Regions from separate parts of the Homo sapiens genome. Here regions 1 and 2 are each linked to region 3. A link is a loop called in an ENCODE intact Hi-C map of the cell type or tissue named here. Cell type or tissue: dorsolateral prefrontal cortex. All regions are shown on one strand. Region 1 overlaps PRDM16 (PR/SET domain 16). Region 2 overlaps LOC124903827 (translation initiation factor IF-2). Region 3 has its middle 74 kb from the start of TTC34.

The links. A loop is a pair of places that touch in the nucleus more often than their neighbours do. Peaks named below come from ENCODE experiments on the same cell type or tissue, not always from the same donor. Only the 100,000 strongest peaks of a DNase experiment are listed, where the experiment ranks them.
Region 1: a loop joins it to region 3, with 3 times the contacts of the local background. A loop is called at or near these places in 6 of 110 quality-filtered maps.
Region 2: a loop joins it to region 3, with 2.7 times the contacts of the local background. A loop is called at or near these places in 4 of 110 quality-filtered maps.

What each region holds. Positions count from the first base shown.
Region 1 is chr1:3,281,343-3,286,342 of GRCh38, reverse strand. The region is part of intron 3 of PRDM16 (PR/SET domain 16); the gene reads right to left. It overlaps LOC124903828 (collagen alpha-5(IV) chain-like), which reads right to left. Exons shown (of 2, transcript XM_047436627.1): 1 at 1-5,000. Among named protein-coding and RNA genes, the nearest start is that of MIR4251, 160 kb to the right of the region's middle. In dorsolateral prefrontal cortex, CTCF peaks have their summits at 1,994 and 2,194; a DNase peak (open chromatin) is centred at 2,212; H3K27ac peaks cover 252 bases; H3K27me3 peaks cover 3,897 bases.
Region 2 is chr1:3,059,796-3,064,795 of GRCh38, reverse strand. It overlaps LOC124903827 (translation initiation factor IF-2), which reads left to right. Exons shown (of 5, transcript XM_047436614.1): 4 at 3,465-3,689; 5 at 4,513-5,000. It overlaps PRDM16-DT (PRDM16 divergent transcript), which reads left to right. Exons shown (of 6, transcript NR_015440.1): 2 at 494-584; 3 at 741-3,689; 4 at 4,192-4,295; 5 at 4,513-4,566. Among named protein-coding and RNA genes, the nearest start is that of PRDM16-DT, 5.4 kb to the left of the region's middle. RefSeq lists an enhancer at 3,943-4,488. In dorsolateral prefrontal cortex, no CTCF peak of the experiment used is centred here; no DNase peak of the experiment used is centred here; H3K27ac peaks cover 269 bases; H3K27me3 peaks cover 3,374 bases.
Region 3 is chr1:2,873,405-2,878,404 of GRCh38, reverse strand. No RefSeq gene overlaps it. Among named protein-coding and RNA genes, the nearest start is that of TTC34, 74 kb to the right of the region's middle. In dorsolateral prefrontal cortex, a CTCF peak has its summit at 2,278 (motif pointing left); a DNase peak (open chromatin) is centred at 2,294; H3K27me3 peaks cover 1,376 bases.

The sequences.
Region 1 (5,000 bases), 410 kb before region 3:
CGCTGTGCTCTCTGAAGGGTTAACTGCAGTTGCGGCCCCCCTTGGTCCGCAAACACTGACCACTTTATCAACACGTGCTTCCCATTACCCACACAACTTGCAATATTCCTGGTGTCTGTATCAACTTGATTCAATTACTGGGACCACTGTGAGGGAACATTTCCTTCAGGGGAGCAAAGGCCCCAGTGCCTGTGGATGAGGAGAGGGAGCTGGAGGAGGAGAGGCTGTCGTGGGGAATGCTGACTCCATTCCTTGCAAACTCCTGTAATTGACTTTTTAAAAAATGGCATTAGCATTTAAATGGTCCCATAGTTATGGGGGTGAAGGTTCAGCACAATATGATCAATTTATTGAGCTCGTCAAATGTTCTTTTGATATTTATTTTTCCTTGTGTCACGCCGCAGGGGCTTTCTGGGTTTTCTCGTCAGCGGAGCCTGGATCTTTGATTGGGCTCCACGCTCGGCAGAGATGAAAACCACAAAGTCCACCTACCCTGGGGTCTGAGAAGCTCTTGCCAGAGAGGGCCAGTGCCCTTTCCCCAGGTGGACATGCCAGGTGTCCGGTGGTGGGGGGGCTTTCCTCTGCCATGGCCTGGGAGCAAGGCTGGCATCTGGAGAAGCAGACCTTCATCTAGCCATTTCCAGGGGGAGGAAACTGACCTTGGCCGTCCAGGGACCAGAGACGGAGGGGCTCAAGCACGCCCTGGGCTCAGGCTGGCTATGACCACGGCCAATGTGGATGTCGCGGGTGTGAGCGAAGAAGCCCGAGCGAGCATGTCACAGCTCCAAGCTCCCGAGCGAGCATGTCACAGCTTCCTGGGAGCATGCCTGCTCCCAGGAAGGCAGGGGACATGTCCGTCCCGAGATTTGTGAGTGGGGGCGACACAGCGGCTGTGGCAGGGCTGCTCAGTGGCCTGGGAATGCTTTGCAGCATCACAGGGATCAGGTGAAAACGTAAAACGACCTGAAAGGCAGAGCCTGGGGAACAATGGGGTGAGGGCAGAGGGCAGAGCTGCTTTCCCAGCCACACCTGGAGAGGTAATCAGAACGCCCAGGTGGCCAGCTGGAGGGGAGAGGCAGGGGCCTCCACGGGGCTGGGGCCAGAGGGCTGGGGTGCCCCAGGCCAGACTTTGCTCCTGGCTGCAGTCCACACAGCCCACCTCACCCTAGGTTTGCCCAGTGGGCTCTGAAAACCTCACCAAGGACCTTGGGACTCTCAGCAGGAAATGCTGGGGGCTGGCCCAGAACTTGGGGGGGCCAGAGAGTGCCAGCCTGCCTCCCTTGCACCCCGTCCAGGGCACCAGGTGAAGCGTTCCATGCTCAAGGGCTATACCGGCCAGAGAAACCTACCAACATTCGCCTCCGAAAGCCCGGGCCCAGAGGGGAGCAGGTCACTCAGGGCTTACAGCCCAGGAAGGGCCAGCGTGGTGAGTAGGTGCACCAAGCTCGGAAGCTGCCCTGGCGGCTGCAGACTCCTCAGCCCGGCCTCCAGCTCTGACCCTTCTCTGCTCTGCCCTGGCCTGGGCGGGACCACGCTGGGTTTCCCAGGCTTGGCCACCCCAGGCTCACAGGTGCTCCGTGAAGCCCCCAAGACGCATGGCCGTTTCTAGAAGCAACACCCCTTATCCTCCTCTCTGGCTGAGAATGAACCCTCAGATTCCCCATCATAAGGCCACAGAGTCTATCTGAAGATGATCTGTATCAAGACCGCACTCCCACGTTCTCAGGGTGTGGGGCTCCCCCTGGCCGCCCCTTTCCCTGCAGGGCTGAACTCTGGCTGCTGGCAGGTCCTGGCTCCCGAAGGCTTCACGGCGACAGTGCCAGGAGAAGCCCACCTGGCAGTTGCTTTGCTCTGGACAGACTCCTAGGCCACCGGGAAACAAACTCATCATTTTGGCCACGCCTTACACTGGTTTTCTCTGAAAATTCTGGCCTAATAGGAGAACGCCCACCTGGCTCTTCCTCCCTCCCCCTCCAGATAAATACTGCCATCTTAACACTTTAAAAAACACACTCCAGGAACCACTCAGTTTACATAAAAAGCCAGACAGGGGCCGAAAACGTTTGACTCTTTATTTTAAAGGTTCCCAAAAGGCAGATAATGTCTGGGGAACCTGGGACGCTTAATGTCGGTTTGCCTTTGCAAACCGGTGTGCTTTGGCGAGATGTCCCCCAGGCAGGCGATAGAGGGCGCCTCCACCCCAGCTTCCCGGGCGGGCTACGGGTGGCGGGTGGCGGGCAGCAGCCCCTGCCCCAGGCCCAGGCCATGGGAGGATGGCCCCCAGCTCCAGGCCCCCCCAGGCCCGCTACCCTAGGATGGCGGCATCCCAGCCAGGACCACAGGCCAGGCCCCCAGCGCACTTCCAACCCTGCGATGTGCCTGCGTCTCCTGGACACACCGCGCACCGGTCCCCCGAATCTGAGCCACATTCCTCCCGCGGAGGCACCTGGGCTCCTGCAGATCCTAACCTCTTAGCTTTGCAGGCTTGGATGTTGGTCGGGGAGGCTGTGTGGCCGCAACACCACCAGCCGGCTTTGCTGGAAGATGCTGGGGGAAGCAGGCGGGAAATATACTCTTCCTTTGACCTTGAGGTCTGGTCCCCATAACCCTTCGCTGACCGCCCCGTCTCTCTTCCTCTGACCTTGAGGTCTGGTCCCCATAACCCTTCGCTGACCACCCCCTGTCTCTTCCTCTGACCTTGAGGTCTGGTCCCCGTAACCCTTTGCTGACCGTCCCCTCTCTCTTCCTCTGACCTTGAGGTCTGGTCCCCGTAACCCTTCGCTGTCCGTCCCCTCTCTTCTGTGTGTCTGTCTCTGCTGTGGACCTAGGGGCACCGCGCAGTGTGGGGCAGAGGCTGTTCTTTCCACTCTGGGGAGTGGGTGAGTTGGGTCTGCCTGGGGCTGTCCTATGCCATGGAGCCCACCTCCAGGGTCTGGCTGCAGGAGGGAGGGAGGGAGAGAGGGACAGAGGGAGGGGCATTGGAGAATGAACAAGGTTGGGGGGCAGCTGTGTCCTTCATTGGCCTAAGGCCATTTGCAGCCACCCCGGGCCCTGGCCAAGGCCTGGACAGACATTCCCTGGCACCTCCATTGCAGGGACAGCCCCGCCTCTAATGGGCAGCTGTGCCTGGGATATGCTGTGGAGCCCAAGCAGGAGGGAAGGTGACGAGGGGCTGGCTGGCCAGTTCCCACCCATGAGCCCGGCCACTGGGTCAGACCCCTCCAAAACCAAGTGTCGGGAGGGGCAGAGTGAAGACGCACCCCGCACCTGCTCGGGAAGCGCTGCCTCCCACCCGGCCTCACAGCCTCGCCTGTCTCACAGGGAGCCTTCTGCAGCATTGACTCTGCACTGAAAGATGACAGTGTCAAAGAAAACTCAGAAGGAAGGGAAGGGAGACGCCCCTCCTCTAACCGCCCTAATACTACCACGCCTCTCACTGCACCTGCAGGGGAGCCCTCACTACTCCTTGGAGTGACCCCGGGAGCTTGGGCTAGCGCTGGCTGCCCACCACCCTCGTGCCCCTCCGGCCACGGCTGCCTCCTGTGTCCCACGTTCGCCAGGCTTCAGACGGACAACAGTGTCTCCTCCCTAGGGAGAAAGGAAGCTGCCTGAGGAGCTTCGGAGTGGCAGTGACCAGCTCTGGTGGCCATGCTGATTCCTGGGTCTCGGGAGATGCCTGCTCTCTTGGCGAGTTTTTTCCAGACACCAAGACCAGGAAGGCTTCAGTGACCTTGGCAATAAGTCTTTCCCCATTTCCCTGAGAAGGTGACCATCCTCAGGTGGATTGAATCGTGGTGAGAGGTGTGCATGGAGCAGCATCAGGGGTATCCTCAGCTAAGTGCCCGCTGGGACAGAGCTGAGGAACAGGCTTTCCAAACCAGGGGGCCCTGCGGCGCTGGCCCCAGGTTCTGCTGAGGGTGACCCTGGCCTGTCCTAAGCCCGACAGTGGGGGGACAAGGTCTCTGGGTCGAGGACCTGTGGGGGCCAAGCAAGGAGCCCAGAGCCCCCACTCCACACACAGGCAGCGCCCTGCTAAGCCAGCTGGCAGGGCCAGCCTGTGTCTGGGGAAGGGCTGGTGCCCGGCACCTGCTGACCTCTCTGGGGAAACGTCTGCACACTGAAGCATGGCCTCCCTGAGCACATGCCTCTTCTAGAACATTCTGGGAACTCACTGCTCAGGCCTGTGAAGGGAGTCAAGGTTCGGAAGCTTTTCATGTGCAAGCCCAAAGCTGCTTCGGTGGTAAGGAGAGAGCTGGCGTCCCATACCTAGAGGCTGGACCTGGGGTTCTCAGTTCAGGTCACATGTTTGACTGAAGGGTTCATGGCTGACCTGACTGCAGCCCAAGGCCTTTCCTGCAGGCCAGCACTCCTTCTAGAACACCCCTCCACATCCAGGGCTGCGGGCGCCCACCTTGGCCTCATGCCAGCTCCAGGCAGACTGGGGCTCCAGTCTCCCTGAGCACCCTGCACCCCCTGGTACAGGGATGGCGTCTGCCTGCTCCTTATCCCTGGTTTCCTGAAAGCAACTCATCGATCGGACCATAGCTCATCAATCAATCCGGCCATAGCTAATCTGTGAATCCAACCATAGCTCATCAATGAACCCAATCAGAGCACATCAAACCGATCATAGCTAGTCAATCAATCTGGTCATAGCTCGTCAATGAATCCAACCATAGCTCATCAATGAACCTGATCACAGAACATCAGTCTGATCATAGCTCATCAATCAATCTGGTCATAACTCATCAATGAATCTAACCATAGCTCATCAGTGAACCCAATCAGAGCACATCAAACCGATCATAGCTAATCAATCAATCTGATCATAGCTCATCAATCTGATCATGCTAAGTTGTGAATGACTGATAAGTTTCAAGGCTGCTTCTCTCAAGGAGATTGGTGTTTTATTGGCAGGCACAGGAATGATCCCTATTTCGATTTCATATAGTGGACACCTACTTATTTCTAAATGACCATGGCTGGGGTGGGCGTCTCAG
Region 2 (5,000 bases), 190 kb before region 3:
ATATTTCGGGGCCCCTTTGAACCTTCTTCTCACCCGAGGCCTGGGAAACCTTCTTGTGCCCCAGAATACTTGGAGAGGACAGGACACAGGTCCCAGTTGTGGCCCAGTGGTGGCAAGGTTCCATTCCCTGCACTGCTCAAAGGTGGGGGCCTCCCAAAGCCGATACCCGATTCCTGGTCCCAGAGTGGGTAGCTGGGAGGAGTGGACTTCCTAGGAATGTGAGCCATGTCGCTGATTTCGAACAAACCCCAGATGTGTGGAAACTGACTTATTTTGATTGCAAGAGGGTCCTTGTCCCTTGCAGATGGGCAGCTTCCGGGGACCGGCTTGCACGATGCCGTGGCCACCCCAGTGGAGACCCTCTGCCCGGCTTTGTGTCCTGGCGTCCCCACCAGGGTGCCCAGCTCTCCTGCGCAGATGTCGGGAGTATCTGGATGCCCCATGGGCACTTCGAGGGCCCAATCCGGAGTTTTTTGTTTTGTTTTGTTTTAAGAGATTGAGACTGTGAACCTGAACTCCCTTGATCTCCTCCCGTTGGGCCCAGGAGGGAGCCGAATCCAGGCCCAACCGGGCTCACTGAGAAGGTGCAGGAAGCCCCCAACGACTCCTACTCGTGTGCGGCCCATACTGGGCCAGGACGCTGCAGTGGCCGAGCCGCTGGGTGTCTGCAACGGGGAGCTCCCCCGCCGCTGGGGGCAATAAACGGAATCGGTTTCACACGCTTTCCCTCTTGATCTAAGAACCTTTAAAAATCCGCCAACGAATGCTGTTGCCTGGATGCGCTGCCTATGACCTTCAGCCGTGTGTTCACGCGCGCCCGCAGCCGTGGAGTGGCGGTCCCTCCTGCCGCCCGCAACCCCGGGGCCGCCGGTCTGCGCACACCGGGAGCAACTTCGTTACCCACAGCGCCCGCGTCCTGCGGCTCGCGCGGAACTGCGCGCGGGAAGGTGGCAGAGCGACGCTCCAGAACGCTGCTTGCGTAGACGCTGCCGCTGCCTTCAGATCCCAATTCGGCCGCGCGCGGGCGGGGCCCTGGCAGCAACGAAAATGGCGAGCCTCGTAGCCTTCCGGGCCCGGCGGCCACATTCCGGGAGTCGCCAGGTGGGAGCCCGCCTTCCGTGTCCCCAAACGCCCAGAGCCCGGGACACGGGCCGGCGGCCGGGTCACCAAGCCAGTTCCCGGAATCGGCTCGCGCCGGAATCCAGACTCGGCTTGCAAAGCCCGCTCCTGCCGTCTCTCCGCAGCGCGCCCTGCCCCCCACTGCCGGCCCTCTTAGCTTCAAAACCAAATTTTGCCTTTCATCCTGAGAGATTAATACCCCGCAGGTGAAACCGTGGAGACGGAGCTGCGGTGGGTTTCTTTTCCACGCCTCAGTTTCCTCGTCTGTGAAATGGGACCAGGCGCGCCTGTGCTTCTCCGGGAGTTTATTGCAGGGCTGGCTGGAGAGAATGGCTGGGTGGAAGCTGCCAGGAGGAGGCCCAAGGCCGCCCACCCCGTGGGCCTCGTTTGCTGAGCGGGGGTCAGAGGCGTGCGGGACAGGGCGCGCCCCACGGCGGCTCTGGAGGCGGCCCGGCCCGTCCCTGTCTCCTCCCCTCGCTCCCCCTCCCCCGGCCTTCCCGGAACTCTCCTCGCCCGCTGGGTGGAGGAGGGGCGAGGGCCGACTCCGCCGCCCCTGGGGTCTCCCTCCTCCCACCCCCACCGCAGAGTCTGGCCCGCCCTGGGCTTTCCTCTCAGGTCCCTTTGGGTCTCCAGAAGCCCGGAGGTTTCGCGCAGACTCGAACCTGAGATGACACCACCCAGCACCCCAAATCCTGCAGAGTGTGGAGGGGATCTGGGGAGAAGGCAGGGGCTGCCCGGGCGCTCTGGCTGCTGGGGGTGGGGGACAGGGCCTGCCGGGGAAGCGGGTCGGGGGAGGACTGGAGACCCAGGCTCCCCTAGGTACAACGAACCTCGCGGGAGGGAATACGCCATCCCCGTACCCACTTCCGAGGACGTAGGTCTTTTGGCACCGGCGGCAGCCGCGTTCCCACACATCTGGGCGGGGCCCCGCAGCATGGCCTGGGGAGCTGAGGCTTCGGGATCCGGCACAAACTACCATTCTAGGTGTAGACGGAGGAGGTGGGGTGTGGGAAGCAGGGGGCCATGGTCTGAGCAGACCTTCTCACCTCTGGGCCTCCCACCTCCTGGGGCAGGACTTACGGGGAAGGACCCGAGGGGAGTGGGGTGTCCATAGGGACACCCAAGGGTCTATCCCTGCGAGCTTTGCTTTCTACTAAACCAATAATCGCAGTGGTGGTGGCAGTCGAGACACGGCTCAAAGAGCCGGCAAGAATAGAGCAGAGACCAGGATCGCCCCAGGCAGGGAAAAAATGACCAGTTCTGTAGAGTGACCCGAAGGTGATGGAATCACTCGGGCGTCCTCCTGGGAAAGAGCTGCCTGCTCCCCCGCCGCCGCCAGTACACCGGCGCCCATGCCCCGGGGGCTGGAGAGAGCAGCCAGGCACAGGTAACTCAAGAACTCCAGTCCCCTCACGGGTGCCGTGCTGTGGGGCGCCCTCACCCCCACACTTTGGGTCCCTGGGCCTCCTCATCAAAGCAGGGGCCTGAGTGGCAGGAACACCCCTGTGTGCAGAATAGTGCCCCCTGCAGCCCCCACAGGTCACCTCTTTGAGGACCTAGGTGGGGCCTGCCCTGGGGACTGGGGTGAAGAGGGCAGGTCCAGCCTTCAGCAGCCCCTCCCCCATGACTTCAGTGGAATTACAAGGGGAACACCCAGGGCAGCTCCCGTAGGCTGCACAAGGGAAGAGGGGAGGGCTTCTACTGAGGTGAAACAGTGACCCACCCCTCCCACACCGTCAGCCTCCCTCCCCTCTCCACCCTTCAGTGCTGGGACCCCAGGGCCCATAGACAGCTGGGGGAGTGGGGAGACAGGAGGAACTCAAGCTCAGCTTCTGCCTCCTGTCTCCTGGGACCCTCGGGCAGCCCCTCCAGCTTCCTGGGAGTCCAATTTCCCAAGGTAGAACGGTGGCGGCAGAGCCTGGCCCTGTGGTGGGGCAGCTGCACCCCGATGAGTGGCTTGCAGTTCCTGGAGCCCTGCAGGTTGTTGGAGAGGCAGGGAGCCCTTCTCCCTCCTGCCTGCCCTCTTGCACTTCCTCTCCCAGAACCCAGCACTACTCCCAGAGGCTCTGAGCTGGAGCCCTAGAAGGTAACCACCTCCTGGCTGGACACAGGGCAAGTTGGGGCCAGGCGTGAGGACAGGTGCCCCAGGAGCCACCTGCTCCACTCATCCACAAAGGCCTTAACTGGCTCAGGGGCCCCTAGCTCCCAGTCAAGCCCTGCCCTCCTGACCTTGTCCTGCCCTGGTGCTGCCAGTCGGGTGGAGATGTCTAGGGGCCAGCTGGTCTCCTGGCAACTGAAGTCCGCGCTTCCCTTCCGTTCACTCATTCCTTCCTTTCCTCATGCAGGAGGCGCTGCAAGGCTCCGTGCTCCTGGAGCTTCGAGTCTATGGTATGAGTTAAACAGAAGGGTATCTCCTCCATCAGATCTACAGGAGGGTGTCTGCTCCATCAGACCTGGAGCTTCCAAGGCATTTTACCCGAAGCTCCAGCACCTGGCCCAAGGCTGGGCTGTGCTGTGTCCTCAGTGAAAGAATGGATGAGTCACAGCTGAATGACTGAAGAGCTGAACCAGTAGGTTTCCCTGGGGTTTCCACAGGCAGTTTCAGCCCAGGGGAAGACCCAGGGAGATGAGGGCCACCTTGCAGGACGCTGTGGTGTGGAGGCAGCAGCCTGGGGCAGGGACTGTGCTGAGTGTCTGAGGCCGAGCCACCCCTCTGTAACCTCTATAATCCATCAGGTCTCAGAGGGCCGTCCTATGTTCAGTAAGCCAATGCTAGCACCATGTGACGAGGACACAGCAGTGAGCAGCTGCCCAGGCCCCTTGCACTGTGTTTGGAAAAGGAAGCTGGCTTGTTCAGGGGTCCCCAGCAGGATGGGGGGCGGGGGCAGGGACCATGGCAGAGCGAGAGTTCTAGGAGAGAAGCTGGTCCACCCACAGGCTCCCTGGCCTGGGTGCTGTACCAGGCAGGGTGCTGGGCATTGTGCTGCTCACTTCCCACCCCTGGGTTGCAACTGGGGGCTGTGTGGCCTTCCCAGTCCTGTTGTGGGTGCTGTGATTGTGCCCACCTTACAGATGGGAAAACTGATGCTCAGAGGCTTGAGCAACCTAGGCCAGGACCTGTCCTTAGAGGCAGAAGCAGGACTCAGAGGAAGAGCACCCTGACCACAAAGCCCCAGGTGACTTACACTGCAGGGATGGCGCTCTCCGGGGTGTGCAGGGTGGCAGAGGTGCCTCTGCAGAGAGATCCCTGCCTGGGACCCTTTCCTGGGGCTCTTCTGGTGCTGGGAGTGTGAGCACCACGAAAGCCCCACTACAGTCATGCCACCCAGAGGGCGCTCTGGCCTCTTGGTCACCCGTGTCCTTCTGGCAATGACCAATACACTTTTTTGCCAGGGTCCAGAAAGACTCAGCCACTGGAGTCTGTATTTCCTGAGTCGCCTCTCACTGGTAAGTCCTGAGCCCCGTTCCTTCCCAGCACCCACTCTTGGAGCAGCTCTCCAGGGCTGTGCTGTGGCTGCTGCGGTCAGGGAGAGGTCGCATGCTCCAGCCAGGGTCTTTGGGGACTCAGTTTAGAACTAATACGCCAAGCAAGTCGTGCTGAGTGTCTGGGCTTCTTCTAGGAAGGTATTTCCAATCATCAAATGTGCCATTAAAAAAAATGCATGTCAGTTAAGTGTGCACTAAGCCTGGACCACATGGGACATAGTGGTTCCAATAAACACGAATAAGCCAGTTTTCACATTAGAGAAATACCAGTTTCTTGCAGAAATGCGGTGCTTTTAAAAGAGGTTAATTAATAAACAGCAGGTAATTGTTCGTGGCACGTTGTGGCAGAGGGTAATTTTCATTTTAGAGGATGGAAGGGCCAAATACCCCTCCCC
Region 3 (5,000 bases):
ACATGACAGAAACCAGCCCCAGGACGGCTGCCCCGAAAGGACCTCACCCCGCCTCCCCACTCTGCGTGCCTCCGCTCCACTACCAGGGTCCTCTCTGTCCGCTCGGCCCACCTCCTTTCCTGGACAGCCCACCCCTCACTGGTCTCCTGAGACCCATCCGTTGGCCACCCCTGGCCCACCCCCACAACAGCCAGCAGCCAGGGCCAGCCTGCCCTGCCCAGAGAAGGTGGGTGACGCAGATGGGCCCGGCTGCCAGGAGCTGTCCCCAGACATTAGATGACCAGTGCTGGCTCTGTCTGTGTCTCTGAGACTCCCCCAAGCTCAGGTCTCTGCACCCCACCAAGGGTTGTTGAGTGACGAGGGCAAAGATGGTGGCAGCCAACCCTCCTGGGGAGCCACACACCCTGTTCCCTGCCAGCCCTGGAGGTGGGAGCTCTCCGTGAACCCCATTCCTGCCCAGGCAGTGCCCAGCCCAGAGGTCTCGAGGCCCAGTGGGTCTACATGGTCACGTGCCTCCCTCTGTCTCACGACAGGCCACAGAACCTGCAATGAGGCCTGGGGATTTGCAGATTCCCGTGGAATTGCGGCAGAGCCGGCCCCAGGCCCAGTTCCCAGCTAGCTCAGCAGGCACCCACCACCCATCCTCCTGAGCTCTGTTCACGCCGCGTAACCTGTGGTTCTGTCCTCAGAACCTGGCCCCTGGCTTTGCCTGGTCACCATCAGCATGGCACCTCCTTCACCCGTGTCCCGGGATGCTATCCTCTCATGTCCACTCCGCCTCTGTCCTCCTGACGGTCCCCAACGCCGCCTGCTCCAGGCCACTCCGCCTCTGTCCTCCTGACGGTCCCCAACGCCGCCTGCCCCAGGTCACTCTGCCTCTGTGCCTGGGCCTGGTCAGCCTGACCATCTTCTCAACACCATCTCTGGTACCAGCTCGGGAAACCCCTGGGGTCACACCAGCCCCCAGCTTCTCGGAGGATGGAGGAAGGGGCTCCACGGCTGAGGAACGGGTACTGCTCACACCGGACAGGGTGCGTCTGCGGTGTGTCCAGGTGGAGGAACGCCAGGAGGACTCTGGTCAGCTTACCAAAGGCATGTCCACAGAGCGGAAGGGAGTCACTTACCAAAAATACTGCAGGAATAGGGCAGCATTGACTGAACCCCACTCCAAGGAGGCTCCCGACTCAAAGCACAGAACAGTTCAAACGCCCATGCGGGTGGGGACTGGTCACCTTCCACGCTCCCGGAGCTCCTCCTGTTCCCAGCAGGCCAGGAACCAGGCACAGAGTGGGCAGCAGAGGCTCGTGCCAGCCGGTGGAGCGGCGCCCGGCCCACAGCTGTAGAAATGTGTCTACAACCCCGGGAAGGGCCCCAGGCCCCTGGACCAAGTGCTGGTCACCGACAGGCCCATCCGCACAACCCACACACGAGGCCGTGGCCAGAGACAAAGCATGTGGCCCACTTCAGCCCAGCACCCCTGGGACGGCCCCTCCACTGAGTCACCACGTGGCAGGGTCATGTGAGGCACCTTTGAAACCCCGGAACCCTCCTTGAAAGACGAGCCCAGGGGTGGCTGACGGAGTTAAAGGTCCTGAACTGGGAACCCAGCTCTGTTCAAAAGCCAAGGTCAAGGGAGAGAGGACTCTGAGGAGAGGGATGCCAAGGAGCCCCTGAGCACAGCCAGGTCCATGCCTTCTCCTGTGGCTTTGGGGACCCCTGCCCTGGGACCAGCAACCGTGGCCTGGTCAGCCCCTGCAGTTCTCCCCTCCCACTCTGATGGGGAGCCTCCGTTTCAGGGCCGGTGAGCAGCCAGGCCAGTGAGCCTTAAGCCCTTCCTCCAGCAAGGAAAGTGTCGCCTCTCCACTGGCAGCAGCTGGCACAGGGTGGATGGGACAGGCGGTGGGCACCTGGTTCCCTCCCTCATCCCCTGGGAGTGACATGCCAGCGGCCCGGGCCCCCAACCCTTCCATCAGCCAAGAGACAGAGGCCGCATCCCTTCCATCTGCGCCGGATCCCCGTCCACTCTCGACACCCACCCCCCATCCTTGATAGATAATGGTTTAATAAGTGATCTGTTTTTTATTTAAAGGGTCGGCAGTAAAACCCAGATCGCATTTCTCACTCGGTGGGTTAAAAAACCGCTTACGCTCATTTCTGCAATGTAAAGCGACACTATATCAAATCAAACATTTCCAGATGTGGCCAGCTTGCGCGGAGGTGCGGGCGGCCGCCGGCAGGCCAGCGAGCGGGAAAGGCAGGCCAGGCGCTGGAAAGCAGGCCAGAGACACCACCTACTGGCCGGCCAGGCGGCACCGGGCCCAACTCCCTCTGCGGATGCAGCAGATTCCTGCGGGGTGCGAGGGTCTGAGGACCCTTCCCATGAGCGGGGCCCGGAGCAGGGCAGGGGCCAGGGCACCCTCGGCTTCCAGGCCAGGCTAGCCACTCAGCCCAGGCCTCTGTGGCCACGTTCTGTCTCCCAGCGGCCACCCCTGCCCACGGCAGCTGGAAGAGTGCCTGGAGAGCCCCGGGGAGAGAGGAGTCCAGCACAGAGCACTGATACAGTGTCCAGGACCCACTGGGAGGCCCAGAAAGCGGGGAAGACCTAAGAGAGGCTGATGGGGCTCCTGAGCTTCCTTGGCCCCTCCTCAGCTGAGCACGCTAACCTGGGGCCCGGCCCCACACCGGGAAACGGGAGTGGGTTTGTGACATCATCCTATGGATGGGACCCCAGGCCTCAAGGAGCCCCTCGTCCTCCAGACCACAGGACCAAGAGCACCCCAGGCCAGGCCACCAGGCGGCTCCATTCAAACAGAAAGAGGAAGCAGGGTCTTGGGTCCTGCAAAAGCCCCCAAAAGCTGCAGCTACGAGACAGATGCCAACCCATAACCCACACGGCTGCACAGAGGTGACAAGCACTGGTGTGAGGGAACCTGCCGGAACACCTTGGGGCGGAGAGTTCTAGAAAGCCCATCCTCCAGGGGCTCCTGGACCCACCCAGGCCGTCTCTAGGGGTGGGGAGCCCTGGAAACACATTCGCTGGCAATCGCCCTAAAACGCATTCCCGGGATTCCCCCCACAGTATGTGGTTTGCCCTTGGAATTAAAACCAAGGCCAACTTTCGATTTAGCGATAGAGTTGTAAACTCTCGAGGTGTATGGAGGCCTGACCGACCCCAGAGAGGAGCCCGGCTCTATCAACAGAGGCTCTTGGAAGCAAATTTGGGATTTGGTCCAAAGCCTGTGGAGTCACCTTTTGTGAGATCTGCCATGCGTCTGTGTGGGTCACGGGTGGGGCTGGGTGACAGGAGCCCCGTGAGCCCCACCCTGCCCCTCCTTCTAGAGGGTCTTCACCCCAGACACAGCACCACAGAGCCCAGCGCCTGCCCCACTTTCTGCGCCATGATGTGGGGCGGAGGGAGGGAAACCGAGGATGGACAGGAGCCAGCTGGCCCGGGAGGTGCCGTCCTGCCTGGGTGGCCCAGCCAGGGACGATCTGGCAGAGCCAGCCGGACGCACCCTCCCCCAGGCTTCCTGCAAGGCCAGCCCTTCCCCTCCACCCTGCAAACAGGAGTGATAGAGAGTCCTCGGGGGTCTCTGAAGTGCCAGAACTCCCCCTTCCCCCTCTCTCTAATGTTGTGTCTGCAGGACGCAGACGTCGGCCAGCTGATGCCTGCAGCCCACTGGCCACTCCAAGCCCAGCTGGCAGAGCTGAAACCATGACGTCACCCAACAGAGAACTAAGTGCCCCGGGCCTCTCTCTGCCCCACCCAGCACCCACATGGCTCACATGCACACCCACAGGGGCCGTGTCCTGTAGACTCTGACCTGGGGGCTGACCATCCTCCCCTAGACCCCTCTGAATTTTGCCCACCAGGGTAGAGAAGGGTCCGCCTGCCTTACGTTGGGGTTTTATATTTCCCAGTGAAAGGAAATTACACCTGAGACGGTAGGAGGGAAATGCTAGACTGCTCTTGAGTGAAATACCGCCTCTTCCAAGAAGTCCTCCTGGCTTAACAGCCCTTCAACCCTGGCCCCTCCTTCCTACTCCAAGATATTCTGGGACAGGACCTGTGTTTTTCCCTTTTATTTTCTTCAGGACCTCACCGCCGTCACTCCCAGCCCTCCCTAGTTCCTGGCACAGACTATGCTTCTGCCAGAGGGTGTGGGGCAAAGGCTGACCAGCAGGTGGGTTGTTCTCCATACAAAAGCACTGGTTGCATTTTTAATAATAGCATTGGGTGAAACGTGCCGCTGCCTCTGTCGCATGAGGAAGGCTTCGTTTAACGAGCATCGGGTGCCCCCTTTCCACACAGACCCCCAATCCTGCATCACCCCAGCTCAGAGCCATGGTTGCCCCCCAACCAAGCCACTCAGGGAGGCCAGGTAATGCTGGGATGGGCCCCTGCCTGCCCTGGCTGGCCGCTCCTGACTCTGAGACTTAAGCAAACCCATGCGCTGAAGCCACCTTGCTGTTCACATTTTGTGTTTTCACCAGGCCTCCTTCTGCCCCACGGCTACCCCTGCCCAACCTTCCGGCACCGCCTCCAGCTAGACTTTCCAGAGGCAGGCTGGACAGACAGCAGTGCCTCCCAACACCTCTGCGTCCTTGTCTGAGACCATAGGATGAGGAGAGAGAACCCATGTCCAGCAGCCACTACAGGATTAAACAGGGAGAGGCAGGTGCGGGGCCACTGCGGGCACCCCAGGGGAGCAATTCCTGTCACCGTCACCATCATCACCATTGTTGCCATCATTGCCATCGTCGTGGTTTTGCCCAGTAGCTGCCCGTGAGCCATCACAGTCTCACCTCTCTCCCCAGTGGCTGCCTGTCCCAGGCCTGGGCGGAGGCTGGGGGGACCTGAGGAGTGGCCGTCTCTGTCTTCCAGGCCCGGACAGCCTCAGAGGGCAAGTGGAAGGGGTCGACTCACCCAGGGGAGAATTCGGAAACCCCCCGGGATCCATCCAGGGACTCAGAGAGGAGGAGGGTCTGGTGGAGCCGCA